3 separate regions of the Homo sapiens genome follow, and all the other regions are linked to region 3. A link is a contact called in ENCODE Hi-C or POLR2A ChIA-PET data. All regions are on one chromosome and are shown on one strand. The core of a region is the stretch at or near the end of the contact, and the rest is flanking DNA. Distances in the headings are between cores, read along the strand shown. Region 1 holds the start of CASKIN1 (CASK interacting protein 1). Region 2 holds the start of E4F1 (E4F transcription factor 1). Region 3 has its middle 30 kb from the start of FLJ42627.

What was found. Hi-C counts contacts between places; a loop is a spot of excess contacts on that map. ChIA-PET counts read pairs that join two places held with the same protein, here RNA polymerase II (POLR2A). Pooled maps may share reads with other maps.
Region 1: a loop to region 3 is called in a map of B cell, with 12 times the contacts of the local background. The contact joins the promoter of CASKIN1 here to the enhancer-like site in region 3. A Hi-C loop is called at or near these places in 1 of 168 maps with a recorded cell type or tissue (B cell) and 4 of 50 pooled maps. POLR2A ChIA-PET finds 5 or more read pairs at or near these places in 1 of 52 experiments (activated B cell).
Region 2: a pooled map shows a loop between it and region 3 (6-fold over the local background). The contact joins the promoter of E4F1 here to the enhancer-like site in region 3. A Hi-C loop is called at or near these places in 1 of 37 single-sample maps with no recorded cell type and 4 of 50 pooled maps. POLR2A ChIA-PET finds 5 or more read pairs at or near these places in 4 of 52 experiments (GM12878, MCF 10A, WTC11 and 1 more).

Annotation. Positions count from the first base shown.
Region 1 is chr16:2,193,430-2,198,387 of GRCh38, reverse strand. It overlaps CASKIN1 (CASK interacting protein 1), which reads left to right and starts at 1,783. Exons shown (of 20, transcript NM_020764.4): 1 at 1,783-2,049. The coding sequence starts at 1,956.
Region 2 is chr16:2,222,169-2,227,116 of GRCh38, reverse strand. E4F1 (E4F transcription factor 1) reads right to left here and starts at 3,526. Exons shown (of 14, transcript NM_004424.5): 1 at 3,347-3,526. The coding sequence starts at 3,503. RefSeq lists enhancers at 1,336-1,836, 3,092-3,231, 3,462-3,631 and silencers at 3,312-3,401, 3,692-3,831.
Region 3 is chr16:2,606,433-2,610,964 of GRCh38, reverse strand. It overlaps the pseudogene LOC652276. Among named protein-coding and RNA genes, the nearest start is that of FLJ42627, 30 kb to the left of the region's middle. Within about 2 kb of position 3,249, at least 4 of the 41 ENCODE cell types and tissues checked have a DNase peak (open chromatin) inside an H3K27ac peak, as active enhancers do; they include B cell and GM12878, where a contact is called at or near this core.

The DNA of each region.
Region 1 (4,958 bases), core at 534-3,033, 410 kb after region 3:
ACAGACACTTAGGCAGTGGGCTGGGTGTGGTAGCTCACGTCTGCAATCCCAGCACTTTGGGAGGTTGAGGTGGGAGGACTGCTTGAGGCCAGGAGTTCGAGACCAGTCTAGGTAACATACTGAGACCTCATCTCTATTAAAAATCAAAAAAAATTAGCCGGGCGCTACTCAGGAGGCTGAGGCGGGAGGACTGCTTGAGCCTGGGATGTTGAGGCTGCAGTGAGCTATGATGGCGTCACTGCACCCCAGCCTGGACGACAGAGCGAGACCCTGTCTCAGAAAAAAGAATGACAAAGTGACCAGCTCATGGTCACAAACCACTAAGAGGGGGAATAGGACACATCCAGAGGTGCGGGTGCAAAGCCCAGACTTACAACCTCAAGACTCTGGGACCCCAGGTGAGCCCCTTGGCTTCTCTGAGCCTCAGTTTCTTCATCTGTAAAATGGGGACAGTGAGTCCAACCTCATCTAGGAGGTGACCAGCACAGTGCCTGACCCAGCGGGTACTCAACTGGTCATTGGAAAGGGCAAGAGGAAAGGCCCTAGCATTTGGGGACCCCTCCCAGGAGTGCTGGAAGACCAAGGGCTGCTACCTGAACCTAACAGGAGACCCCACGGAGGGAACGGGAACGGCCAGCTGCCCACAGGATGCCGGGACCCCGGTGCCTGTCACCTTCCCTGTCCCTGCTGTCTGACCTCCTCTGTCCCCCTGGACCTGCTCAATGGTCTGGGGCCACACAGAGTGGGGTGCCAGGCCATGCCTCATAGAATGGGTGCGACCCTCCCCAAATTCTCCAAACGGCCTTGCCCGCTTGGGTGATGAGGGAAACGGAGCCTGAGTCGGGACTCAGACCCCCACTGATCTGCCTCTAGAATGCTGCAGGCCTGACGGGAGAGGGCCTGAGGCGCAGGGTGGCCCAAGCCTTCAGCCAGGAGCTCAGAGGGTCACAAGTCGGGGCCTCCAGCACCCAGGAAGCAGGACTCGCCTGCCTGGGCTGCAGGCTGGAGAGTGGGCAGACGTGGGCCGGGGGTCGGTTGGTGCCGGCGGGAGGTTCCAGCCCCTGTGGATGGAGATGGAGGCGACCCCCAGTCGGTGCGGGGAGTGGGGAGTTGAGCTCCCTCAGTGGGGGTGGTGGGGGCTACCTTGGGGTCAGGCTTCGGACTGAGGCTGGGGGAAGCTGTGGCGCCCGCATTATTTGCGGAGAGGAGCAGGAGGATGCTTGGGGGTTGGGGGTGCGGGTTCCCTGACACCGAATTCATTATTGGGAGATTCCTCTTCACAATCCCTCGACACCTCCCACGGGAACCCTGGGCCAGGAACGCCTGACAGCCTGGCGGGCCGGCTCCAGGGGCACTGGCGCCCGGGTCTCTCGGCGCCCGGTCCCCGCCCGCCCGCTGCCTCGGAACCGTCCCCCGCGGGTCCCGCAGCCTCTGGAAGCCTCTCTGGGCTCAGCCCCGCGCCGCCGCCGCGTCGGGGCTCCCAGTGCACCCCCGGCGGCCGCGTCCCCAGCCCGGCTAGCAGCCCCAGGCCGCCCGCGTCCGCAGAGGCCTGGCCTGAGCGCGCTGCGCGCACGTGGGGAGGGGGCGTCCCGGGGCGGGCGCGGGGAGGGCGGAGCCACGGGCCCGGGCGCGCGGCCGGCGCGGGCTGACGGAGGTCGGCGGCCCGGGAGCGGACCCCGGCGTCCGGGAGGCGGCGCCAGGTGCCGCGCCCCCGCCCCGCGCCCGCCGCGCGCCCCCGCCCCCGGGCCGCCCCCCGCCCGTGACGCGCTCCCCGCCCCCTCCGCGCCGGGAGCCCGAGCCCAAGCCGGAGCCCGAGGAGGGCGAAGGGGCGGCGGGCGGCGAGGAGGCGGCGGGGGAGGCGGCGGGGGAGGCGGCCGGTGCCGCGGGGCCGCCGCCGCCTCTGAGCCGCGCCGAGCTCACGAGCGCAGCCGCGTCGCTGCGGCCCCGGCCGCGCCATGGGGAAGGAGCAGGAGCTGGTGCAGGCGGTGAAGGCGGAGGACGTAGGGACCGCGCAGAGGCTGCTGCAGAGGCCGCGGCCCGGGAAGGCCAGTGAGTGCCGGGGGCGCGGGGCGCGGGTGGGAGCCCCGGGGGCCCCTCCCCGGCGCGGAGCCCCCCACCCGGCGCCGGGCGGGGAGGGGACGTTGTCGGGTCCCCGGGGGCGGGGCGGGGCCAGCAGCGCCCAGACCCTTGGTCCGTGCCCTCCACCCGCTGCCCCCAGCACTGGAGATGGGGCGGCCCCGAGAGCCGGCCGCCACCGTGAGCCCCGCAGCGGGCACCTGGCGGCACCCGCCTCCCGGGCCGCGGGCGTTCGCATCCCTCTCTCTCTACCTCTGTCCCCCTCCCTTCCCAGGCTGCGGGCTGACAGCTGGAGGTCTCTGCTGGGGCCTTCAAAGGGCGAGGCGGATGCCCCCCCCACCCACCACACGCACCGGGAAGACAGGGAGGGGGCCCCTGCGGCGAGGGGCGACCCGGGAGGTGACAGTCCCTAGCAGACCCCCTCCCGCCCCACGTTTAATAACACGCTTTGCAGGGAAGGTGGGGGCAGGACCACGCTGGGGGTGTGGCTGCCCTGGCATGGCCGGTGGGGTGCCATTTACTGATGGGAGAGCAGAGGCCCAAGGTCGCCCAGCCCAGGGCAGGCTGGACTCCAGGCAGGGCCGGCCTGGGCGCAAGGGCTTGGGGCCCTGCTCAGGCAGGCTCCAGCAGAGCCGGGTCTCCAGCTTCCCTGCTGGGAAAGGAGGCCATGAGGGAGTGGGGGACCACCACTGGCCATCCCCAGCTTGCCCTATGGCCGGCCCCAGGAAAGGGCTGGGAGCTTGGAGCCCTGGTCCCAGCACTCATCCTGGCTCAGCGCGTAGCCTCCCTGGGGGCCGCCGGAGATGGATGGATGGGCGTGTGGACCAGCCGCGTGTGCGGCTGCGCACGTATAGCCGTGTCAGTGTGTCAGGGCACCTGTGCGGGCACGGACAGGGCTCTGCAGGTCGGCACGTGGGGTCTGGGCGTCCTCCCTCCTCCCTCCACCCCCACAGACTGTAAGCCAGAGAGTCCCCCTCCCCTTCCTCCAGGGGGATGCCGAGAACTGGGACTGGCTTCTGGGAGATTGTTGGGGGCACCTAGGAGTCCCAGGAGGACCCCCTCCCCCGTACTTCACCAGCAGCCCATGACTGGCTAGCTCCTGTCCACTCTGTGCAGTAAGAGAGAGGGGGCACCGGTGCCTTGCAGGCTGGCCCCGAGCTGATTTCAGGTCCGGGGGCTCAGAAAGGGAGAGCTTGTGGGCAGAGGCAGCCTCAGCTGAGCCTGGAGAGCAGGTGTAGGGATTGAGGGAAGGCAAGGTAAAGGTTTCCACCTAGTGGCCGCATGACCTTGGACACAGACAACTCCAGCTCAGTGGACCTCAGTCTCCTCGTCTGTAGGATGGGATGTCAGCCTCACGGTGGGGTCCTAAGACCAGTGAGCCTGGGCACTTGCAGCCCAGGCATTCAGTAAGTGCTCAGTAAATGCCAGCAATGACCGCAGTCTTGGACGGCCCAGGGCCAGGGGCTGGGGAAGTGGGGGCTTCAGCTCTGGGGAGGTTCCTCCTCCCTTCTATTGTGGCCATTCTGGGGAGGTGTGGGGGCTTCCACTCTCACCTGGGTCTCTGCCTGTCTTGCCTGGCCTCTGGGACAGGAGAGACACCTGCCCTGGCCCCGGCTCCTGCTCTCTGACTCACAGGGGCGGGTGTAATAAATCAGAGGAGAAATCCCTCCATGAATTAGCTCCGTCGTCATGGCAACGCTGGCCTGCTTTGGAGTAAGATGTATTTTGATTCAGTAAAGTACAGCTGAGTTTGGGCCACGAGGTGGGGGGTGTCCAGCAGTATCCTCCAGGGCCCCGTGAGCCCAGGGCTGTCCCCATGAGCTTTGCTTCCATGGTCCCCTCTGGTTGCCCAGTCCCTTCCCTCCAGCCCCTGCTCCAGAGTCACCCCAGGCTCAGCCAGCCCCCGACTCGCCCTGCCCTGAAGGGAGCCTCCCGTGCCCGCACGCACACACTTAGCAGCTGTCCTTGAGGGGAAGAGGAGCCTGTTCTGGGGGAGATGCCGGTGCAGGGGCTGGCCTCCTGCTGGCCAGGAGGGACCCACTCTTCCCTCTGACCCGGACCCTATCCATGGAGGCCCCCTGTCCATGGAGGCAGGCCCAAGAATGCCGTGGAGGACACCCCTGAGCACCGAGGGCCAGCTCCCCATCCCCCTCTCACCTTCTAATAGCCCACTAGTAGCTCCCTTCTAGCCTGGGATATGGACTGGACCCCAGAGGTGGGGACAGGCTCAGGATAGCAGTGAGAGGGCTGGTCGGGGGTAAGGCCTTTACTGTCATAGAGTCACAGGGCTTAGGGACCTCGTGGAGAGGGAGGGGGGCTCCTGGACTTTCATCCTGGCCCCGGCCCCCTCCAGCCATGCTCTGCTCCTGCTTCATCCAGAGAACCCGTTTCCAGGTGAAAACAGCCCCCAGCCCCAGGCCCTTCTCAGTTCTGGGACCTTCCTGGGTACCCACTGTCCCCCCACAGGAATGGGGGTTAGTGTGTCCCAAGACCTCAAGTTGCTGCCATCCAATTTCAGCCAGTTTCCCCCTTGAGGAGACCATAAGTGGGGAGAGGGACGAGATGGCTTTAGTAAGGCACCCCTCCTCACATGGGGGTGGTCCCCTTCCTGAGGGAGACACCCTCCCCCACTGGCAGATGTTACTTTCTGGGCTTTGACCTCCAGCCTCTCCGAGATTTCAGCCCCTGAAGGTGTGGCTGGGTGAGAAGGTGGTTTCCACACTGGCTGCCTCAGCTGTGGGAGGGAGGACAGGGCCTGGCTTGGACAGTCCTGGGGACATGCTGAGGGCTGTCCACCCTGGAGCTGGGAAGAGTGGGGGTCAGCGTTCTGTGGGGAGAACCTCCTGAGTGTGGTCCTGGCGGGGATGCACGGGACAGTGACA
Region 2 (4,948 bases), core at 2,277-4,776, 380 kb after region 3:
GTAAGCCATGATCACACCACTGCACTTCAGCCAGGGCAACAGGGCAAGACCCTGCCTTAAAAGAAACAAAAACAAAACAAACAAACAAAAACTGCGGGAGTTTGAGCGTGCCCTGGAGCATGTGAGTGGCCATCTCCTCATCTGTAAAATGGGCTGGGGCCCAGGAGACTGATGCCCACTGGCTCTGGCTGAGAGGCAAATGCAGGGAGCTGACCCACAACCACTCTGCTCACTGACTTGGGACTTTACTGGTTCCCAAGGTTGAGCCCGTCACCATTGCTGTGCCGGACCCCGGTCGTGCAGAAGAGACCACCCCCTCACTGTGTGCCAAGCACCTCACTGGGGACGTCACCAAATCTTGCCAGCACCCTGTGGAAATGGAGAGAACTATTCCCATCCTAGGAAAATGACCTGAAGTTCAAGGTCACCAAACGGCTGAGTGTCAGGGACAGTACCTGTTTACACAAAGGGATAGGAGCTGTTTCTTCTGCTTCCATAAAAGCCTGCCAGCTCTGACCATTCACCTTCAGTCCCTCGGCAGGATCAAACCCAGGCCTGATGCCCGAAGGAGCTGGGCAAATGTTTACTGTTGAATTTGAGGGCGGAGAAAGGGCCAAACCACAGCTATGACTCGCCTGCAGGGGCCACCCAACAGAGTCGTCCTCTCCTGATGGCTCCCAGTCACAAACCAAGCTCTAAGGTGCCCACCACCCTCTTCCCCTTCCCACCCTACTCCTGTGTCTCACTCGGCTCCAGGGCATTGCCACTGAAGAACCCCCTACCCCAGAAGGGGACACACCCAGCCCATTTCACACCAGACAAGGCCACAAGCAGGCCCAGCAACCTCTAAAGGGACTCCTCGCCATGAGGGCACTGCCCTTCTCCAAGCTGGAACGAGAAGGGGCAAGGAAAAAAGGCAGAGACTATGAATCCTATGGGGACAAAGACAAGACCACCCTCAACCCAATCATTAACAACCTCCCTTCCTGTCTGACCCAATCTGCATCTTTTTTTTTTTTCTTTCAAGGCGGAGTCTCGCTTTGTTGCCCAGGCTGGAGTGCAGTGGGGCGATCTCAGCTCACTGCAAGCTCTGCCTCCTGGGCTCATGCCATTCTCCTGCCTCAGCCTCCTGAGAAGCTGTGACTACAGGCGCCTGCCACCACGGCCAGCTAATTTTTTGTATTTTTAGTAAGACAGGGTTTCACCTGTTAGCCAGGGTGGTCTCGATCTCCTGACCTCGGGATCCGCCCGTCTCAGCCTCCCAAAGTGCTGGGATTACAGGCGCGAGCCATTGCGCCCAGCCTTTTTTTTTTTTTTTTTTTTTTCCTAAACAGAGACTGGGAGGAGCCGGGCACGGTGGCGCACGACTGTATTCCCAGCACTTTGGGAGGCTGAGGCGGGCAGATCACCTGAGGTCGGGAGTTCAAGACCAGCCTGGCCAACATGGAGAAATCCAGTCTCTACTAAAAATGCAAAATTAGCCGGGTGTGATGCCGCGTGCCGTAATCCCAGCTACTCAGGAGGCCGAGTCAGGAGAATAGCTTGAACCCGGGAGGCGGAGGTTGCGGTGAGCCGAGATCGCACCATTGCACTCCAGCCTGGGCAACAAGAGAGAAACGCCGTCTCAAAAAAAAAAAAAAAGAAAATAGAGACGGGGTCTTACTATGTTGCCCAGGCTGGTCTGGAACTCCTTGGGCTCAAGTGATCCTCTCACCTCAGCCTCCCAAAGTGTTGGGGTTACAGGTATGAGCCACAGTGCCCAGCCATCTGCAGCCTCATAGGACAAGCTCAGAGGGTACAGACCCAAGCTCCATCTCCAAAAGCTCTCAGTGCCCCCAGGAATGAGCCCTTAGTGCATCCCCAACACTGCTCTCGGCACATGACACACAATCTTTTTTCTTTTTTTGAGACAGTCTTGCTCTGTCACCCAGGCTGGAGAGCAGTGGTGCGATCTCGGCTTACTGCGACCTCCGTCTCCTGGGCTCAAGCAATTCTCCTACCTCACCTTCCCAAGTAGCTGGGATTACAGACGCGCACCACCACGCCCAGCTAATTTTTGTATTTTTAGTAGAGAAGGGGTTTCACCATGTTGGCCAGGCTGGTCTCGAACTCCTGACCTCAGGTGATCCACCCACCTTGGCCTCCCAAAGTGCTGGGATTACAGGCGTGAGCCACTGCGCCTGGCCACAATCTTTATTTTAATTCCCATGATGCTTCTATGAGGCAGCAGAGCCCGGAAGTTAAAGGGGCTGTGAAGGCCTTCACAGTGCTGAGATCCAATCCAACCCTTGCTACTTAACTACCTGGGTGACCCTGGTCATTTTCTTTTCTTTTGAGACGGAGTCCGGCTCTGCCGCCCAGGCTGGAGTGCAGTGGCGCGGTCTCGGCTCACCGCAAGCTCCACCTCCCGAGTTCACGCCATTCTCCGCCTCAGCCTCCCCACTACAGGCGCCCGCCACCACGCCCGGCTAATTTTGTTTTTTTGTATTTTTAGTAGAGACGGGTTTCACCATGTTGGCCAGGATGGTCTCCATCTCCTGACCTCGTGACCCGCCCGTCTCGACCTCCCAAAGTGCTGGGATTACAGGCGTGAGCCACCGCACCCAGCCCACCCGGTCACTTTCAGGTCTCCAACCTTCGATTTTCCTCATCCCCAAAATGAGAATAACAATAACATCCACCTGTCAGGACTGGTTTGAGAATGAAAAAACCTAAAGCAGGATAAGGGCTTGTTACATTACTGGCAGAAGCCGCCGCCCCATTCTGTAGGGGAAATAGAGGTTCACAGAGGTAGGGTCACCTACCCAGGATCAAAGAACTAGAAAGCGGCAAGTGTGGGACTGGAAGGGGCCACAGGCTGGCTGCAGTGCACCAGCCCTCTTGCACTAGGCTCTGCTGCCTCCCTACGGACAGGCCCAGAGCCCAGATCCTGGAGAAACCGAGGCCCCACCCTCTTGGAACCACCAACAGGGCCCTAGACGCCCATCAGGTGCAGGAGGAAGGGGCCCAGAGGAGGGGAGGGCCAGGCTCAGGCATCGGAGGCAGAGAAGGGCCGGGACGCCGGCGTCTGCGAATGTCTACACCGGGCGCCCGGGGGCTCAGCAACCCGCGAGCACTTGTGGACGCACACCAGAGAGGGGGGATGACAGGCGCCCCGCAGGAGAGGCCCGTGAGGGTCGCAGCAAACCTGGGGGTTTCGTGGAGGGCTGTGAGGGTCCCGCGAGATCCGCGAGGTGTCTGGGTCTGGGAGGGTCGGTCGAGCCCGCAGCTCGGGCCATCCGGGCCTCTGCCAGCCCGGGATGAACTGCCCGCACCCCGGCCGCACCCTCCGGGTCGGCCCGGTTACCTTCCTCGCTGAAGGGCGCCGGGAGGCCGAGGAAGCCGCTGGGGGCCAAGGCCGCCGCCACCGCCGCAACTGCACCCTCGCCCGCTTCCCGCCCGGCTTCGGCCTGGGCTTCTGCCGTATGAGCGGCCGTCACCCGCACTGCCATCGCGCCCTCCATGTCGCAACGCGCCGCAGGAAGATGGCGGATTTACGACCATGTCGTCATAACAACGGGCCGCGCCGAGGCCAGCGTGAGGGAACGGCAAGAGGAGGGCGGGGCAGAACCGGAGCGGATTGACGGACAGGCGGGGAGCCGGGCCTGGATAGCGGTGTGGCCTTAAAGGGCAGAGGCGGGGCCGGGCGCGCTGAGAGCGAAGATGGGGCGGGACTGTGGGGAGGGCGTGGTTACGGTGGAGCAGATTGCCAGCCAGGGGGCGGGGCGGCAGAAGGACCTATGTTCGAGGCTGCACTCGGATTTGAGAGCCAGAGAACGCGAGGGGCGAGCGGACTGGCGGCTGCTAGGCAGCCGCGCCCCAGCGCTTCCGTACCTAAGGACAGGTCGCCCCGCCCGCGGCTGCTGCTGGGAAGCCGCCACAGCTCCAACCAGGGGTGTGGTGCCTGCTGCCCACTGACCGCCTAGGGTGTTAGAGCCTCCCAAGATGGTTACCCGGGTCACGGGAAAAGAACACGGGTCGGGGATGGCTCATGGGTAGCTCTGCGAAGCTGTTTTATTCTTTTATATACTTTTAATTTTTTTTTCTTTCTTTTTTGAGACGGAGTCTCTTTCTATCGCCCAGGCTGGAGTGCAGTGGCGCGATCTCGGCTCACTGCAAGCTCTGCCTCCCGGGTTCACGCCATTCTCCTGCCTCAGCCTCCTGAGTAGCTGGGACTACAGGTGTCCGCCACCACGCCAGGCTAATTTTTTGTATTTTTAGTAGAGACGGGGTTTCACCGTGATAGCCAGGATGGTCTCGATCTCCTGACCTCGTGATCCGCCCGCCTCGGCCTCCCAAAGTGCTGGGATTACAGGCGTGAGCCACCGTGCCCAGCCACTTTTTAAATTTTTTAAAATTTATTTGCATTATGTATTTTAAATAGAGACAGGGTCTTGCTGTTTAGACTAGGCTGGTCTCAAACTCCTAGCCTCAAACCATTTTCCCATTTCGGCCTCCCAAAGTGCTAGGATGACAGGCGTGAGCCACGACTCCCAGCCACGTTGAATTTTTGGTTTTGGAGATGGGGGTTGTTTTTGGTTTTTGTTTGTTTGGGGTGTTTGTTTTTGAGACAGAGTCTCACTCTATCACCTAGGCTGGAGTGCAATGGCGCGATCTCACTGCAGCCTCCGCCTCCTGGGTTCAAATGATTGTCCTGCCTCAGCCTCCCGAGTAGCTGGGACTACAGGAGTGCACCACCATGGCCAGCTAATTTTTGTATTTTTAGTAGAGACAGGGTTTCACCATGTTGGCCTAGATGGTCTCAAGCTCTTGACCTCACGATCTGCCCGCCTCGGCCTCCCAAAGTGCTGGGATTACAAGCATGAGCCACCGCGCCCGGCCTGTTTTTGTTTTTTGAGATGGAGTCTCGCTCTGTCACCTAGGCTAGAATGCAACGGCACGATCTTGG
Region 3 (4,532 bases), core at 2,000-4,499:
GCCGGGCGTGGGGGTGCTCTTCTTCCTGCGGGCCCGGCGTGAGGGTGCTCTTCTTCCCACGGGCGGGGAGTGGGGTTGCTCTTCTTCACGCGGGTGGGGTGTGGGGGTGCTCTTCCTCTTCTTCCTGGCTTTCCCGTGTGTCCCACGGCTTACACAACCAGCACAGGCTGCGCTCGATTCTCGCAAAGGTTCGTGGTGGTTTTTTTTTTTGTAAGACAGCCCTAATTGGCTGGGTGTGGTGGCTCACACCTGTAATCCCAGCACTTTGGGAGGCCAAGGTGGGCGGATCACGAGGTCAGGAGTTTGAGACTGGCCTGGCCAACATGGTGAAACCATCTCTACTAAAAATATAAAACTTAGCTGTGTGTGGTGGTGCATGCCTGTAATCCCAGCTACTCAGGAGACTGAAGGAGGAGACTCGCTTGAACCCAGGTGGCAGAGGTTGTGGTGAGCCAAGATTGTGCCATTGTACTCCAGCTTGGGCAACAAGAACAAAACTCCGTCTGAAAAAAAAAAGCCATAATTAAGACTTTTCTTAGCAAGTCATCTCCCTCATCTTCCCCGCACCTTGCTGAACCGGCATCTGACCTACTTGGGGCCGGGCCCAAGCTGGTATTGGGTGGGCCCAGCAGGCTGGGTTGACCCACCCATCTCCAGGGGTCACAGCCTTCAGCCGGAGCCACCCACCGCAGGCCAGGCAGGCCGGTTTCCAAACCATAGAGGAGAAGAGGGATCCTGGCCACACCAAGAGCAGGAGCCAAGGTTGTCTCCTGGAGAGGAGCGCACGGGAGGCAGCGCCAAGCCAGGGCACACACAGTCTCAGGAGGTAGAAGAAGATCCCACAGACAGAGCTGGCTGCCCCCTCCCCAAGTCCACAGGACAAACACAGAGGGAAGTCTGTTTAGGAGAGCAGCACTCAGAGAAGGCTGGTGAGAAGCCTGCCCACTCTGCTCATGTCACCAGACTCCGGCTGCAGCCCTCAACCCTCCATGCTGTCACCCAGCAAGCAAAGCACCAGAGACAACATGGGGGCACCCCAGCCCCTGAGGAACAGGTCCCTAATGCAACCACCAGCCTTGAAAATGGCAGTGAAGGGCTGGGCTTGGTGGCTCACGCCTGTAATCTCAGCACTTTGGGAGGCCGAGGCGGGCGGATTATCTGAGGTCAGGAGTTGAAGACCAGCCTGACCAACATGGTGAAACCCTGTCTCTACTAAAAATACACAAATTAGCCAGGCTTGGTGGAGGGTGCCTCTAATCCCAGCTACTAGGGAGGCTGAGGCAGGACAATCACTTGAACCTGACAGCCCCGTTGCAGTGAGCCAAAATTGTGCATTACACTCCAGCCTGGGCGATCCAGTGAGCCTCTGTCTCAAAAAAAAAAAAAACGGCAGTGAGGAATGAGGGTGGAGACTGCCAGGCTCTCACGCCAGATTCTGAACCCAACATAACCCTGCTGCTGCCCAACCCTCCCGCAGCTCCCAGAGCTCTGCAAAGAGGGTCGGCCCTGCGGCTCTCAGTCATTCCCGGTGCTCGGAGACACGTGCCACCAGAGGGGAACGAAATCAAGAGGGTGCAGTGCCCTGAGCCAATCCAGGAGATAAACTCTGTCAAATTGCCCCACAGAAATCTAGACGCGAAGGCATAGAATTTCCTGTGCACCAACATCTGCAATCAACCTAATTAGAAATACTTAGTTTTTACTCTGAAATTATCCATTTCAAGTGACTCTGTTTCAATTTCGCACACAAAACCTTCACCTCTACTCTCTCTTCTGTTTTGTTTTATGCAGCTGTGGCATATCTTTGGCCCACAAGAGGACTTTGATGTCACCAATTACTAATGGGGAAACTGAGGCCAGAGACCAAGGAGGCTTGTCCAAGGCAGCCAGATTCGGAGAGCAGGGTGGGGCCCCTGTGCCCTGGTCGCCAGGCCTGCTGCCTCCCCACCACCCTTCCCTTCCATTGCTTCTCGGCCTCACCCAGCATAGAAACTGGAATTTGGGAGGTCCCTGCCCCACACATGACTCAAAGCTTAGTGAGAAGCAGACGTGTGTGGACTCACGACCTGGCCCCTCACAAGAGGTCCTGCGGCTTCTCGGGGAAGAAACATGCTTCAGGTGAACCACGGGGGGTCTTGCCAAGCCGAGGTCGCTGCAGAGAGTCCTGCTCTGCTCGGCAGGAACTGGAGCCCTCTCAGGAGCAGGGGTGTCAGGTTTCTTGCAAGAAAACTCGGGGGCTGCCCAGGAAGCCCTGCCCTCCCCACAGTGCAGGGTCCAGTCCCCAGAGGTGGAGACCCACTCAGCGGGGGCCTGTGCTGCTAGGGTCAGCCAGAGCTCTGGGTGGCAGCAGGGGGACTGGCAGGGCGAGCCACTCCTGGCCATACATGCTGCCTTCAGGGACCTCCGGTGCATCACCCGAGGCTGACAGGGCTGAGTGTGGCCAGAGGTCGACATTAACAGAAATTAAGTGTGGCTGCGGGAGGGGAAAAGCGTTCTTAGCATATCCTTCCTAAAAGTAAAGTACACTCACACCTGTAATCCCAGCACTTTGGGAGGCCGAGGTGGGCAGATCACCGGAGGTCAGGAGTTCGAGACCAGCCTGGCCAACATGGAGAAACCCCATCTCTACAGAATATATAAAAATCAGCCAGACATGATGGCTTGTGCCTGTAATCCCAGTTACTTGGGAGGCTGAGGCAAGAGAATCTCTTGAACCCAGGTGGCAGAGGTTGCAGTGAGCCCAGATAGAGGCGGGATAGAGTGAGACTCTGTCTCAAATATTTAAAAACAAAAACCAAGTACAGGCCGGGTGCAGTGGCTCATGCCTGTAATCCCAGCACTTTGGGAGGCCAAGACAGGTGGATCAGGAGGTCAGGAGATCGAGACCATCCTGGTTAACACGGTGAAACCCCGTCTCTACTAAAAATACACAAAGATTAGCCGGGCGTGGTAGCGGGTGCCTGTAGTCCCAGCTACTCAGGAGGCTGAGGCAGGAGAATGATGTCAACCCGGGAGGTGGAGCTTGCAGTGAGCTAAGATCGCGCCACTGCACTCCAGCCTGGGCAACAGAGTGAGACGCCGTCTCAAAAAAAAAACAAGTACAAACACGAAGACCTCCAGGCACAGCCTCTCCTGACTGCACTGACCTGGTGCCAGGCATGGGGCAGGGGCACCACATTTGTCATCTTCAGGGGAGGACGTCACCCTTACCTTACAGAGGAAGAAACTACAGCTCACAGGGGACGGGAAATCACCCGAAGTCACAAGGCAGGCCCGGGATGGGCACAGTCTCTCACCAGTGCTGGCTACACAGTACATCATCTGCCATCTCCACTAGACGTGATCCCCACTTCTCTTGCCAAGCGGCTTCAAAGACGGTACTCTAGCCCACACCCCATCACTGGGCCCTGTCTGAACAATTCCTTCCATAACTTTCCACCCCCGAGGTCTTGCCAACACCCAGTACACTGTTAGAGGCACCCTGACTGCCCCACCCCTCAAAGACCCATCTGATGCCACCACATCTGGAACCCTCAAGCCGGGACAACGGCCCTGTTCAAAGGGCAAAAGTTCACGTGCAGTTTTCTCCAAGGCTGCCTCAGCTGCAGGAACCGAAGCCTCCCCAAATTCTCCTCCATCTGAGTGGTTTCCAACCATAAAGCAGTAGTATTTCCTGTTTCCTTTTAACTCCTCAAGTATCTCCACACTAAAGCAGGGGCTGCTTTAGCTGGAAACAACAAACTCGACTTTGTTTTCAACAATGCCTATGGGCCGGGGACCATGCAATACAAGAGACCTAACCAAAATGAATCGAGTCTTTGGGAAGCCGTATTCCACCTGGCCTGCCCTCGAAGACACCAAGGAAGAGAAAGATGACAGAACAGCAGATGAGCAGATGCTGAAATGCTCACCACAGCCACAGTCCTGCTGGAGGAAGTCCCAGGAGGAAGTGAGAATTCACACCGGGCTGTCTAGAAAGAGAACTTTGTGGCAGCAGGTCGGCCCTTGGAACAGCAGAGTAAGGGCTTGGGAGCGTGGAGTATGGCGGGTGGTGGGTCCCAAGCTGGGCTCTGAGGACTTGGTTGGGGGCAGTCACAGCCCAGAAGCTTAGATGTGGGGCCAGAGGGCAATCAAGCCAGCCCCTTGATGTGCGTGGCTTTCACCACCCTCCCTAACAACCCGTCTGTCAAGAGCTCCCCTCCCTACCAGATAGGATGCTTTAGCAGGGTGCTCTCCCAACCTCTCAGGCACCCAAAGCTTCTATGGTTTCTTGGGAACTCCTCCCCCTTAAATCTCCCCACCCAACCCCTCTCCAGACCCCCACACTCTGCAAGCCCAGGTGCTCACTCCACACAAGTCTAATAATCCAGGCAGGGACTCTTCCACCAGATCCATGCTTAAGTCCAACTCGAGGAATATTCTTTCCTTAATCTCAACTCTGAGGTCAGGCCTTGGAGATCTTTACAGGTGAATCAACATCCTGTTTGTCTTCCAACGTGTCATTAATGGCCTCCCACTCCTGACACCCCTTC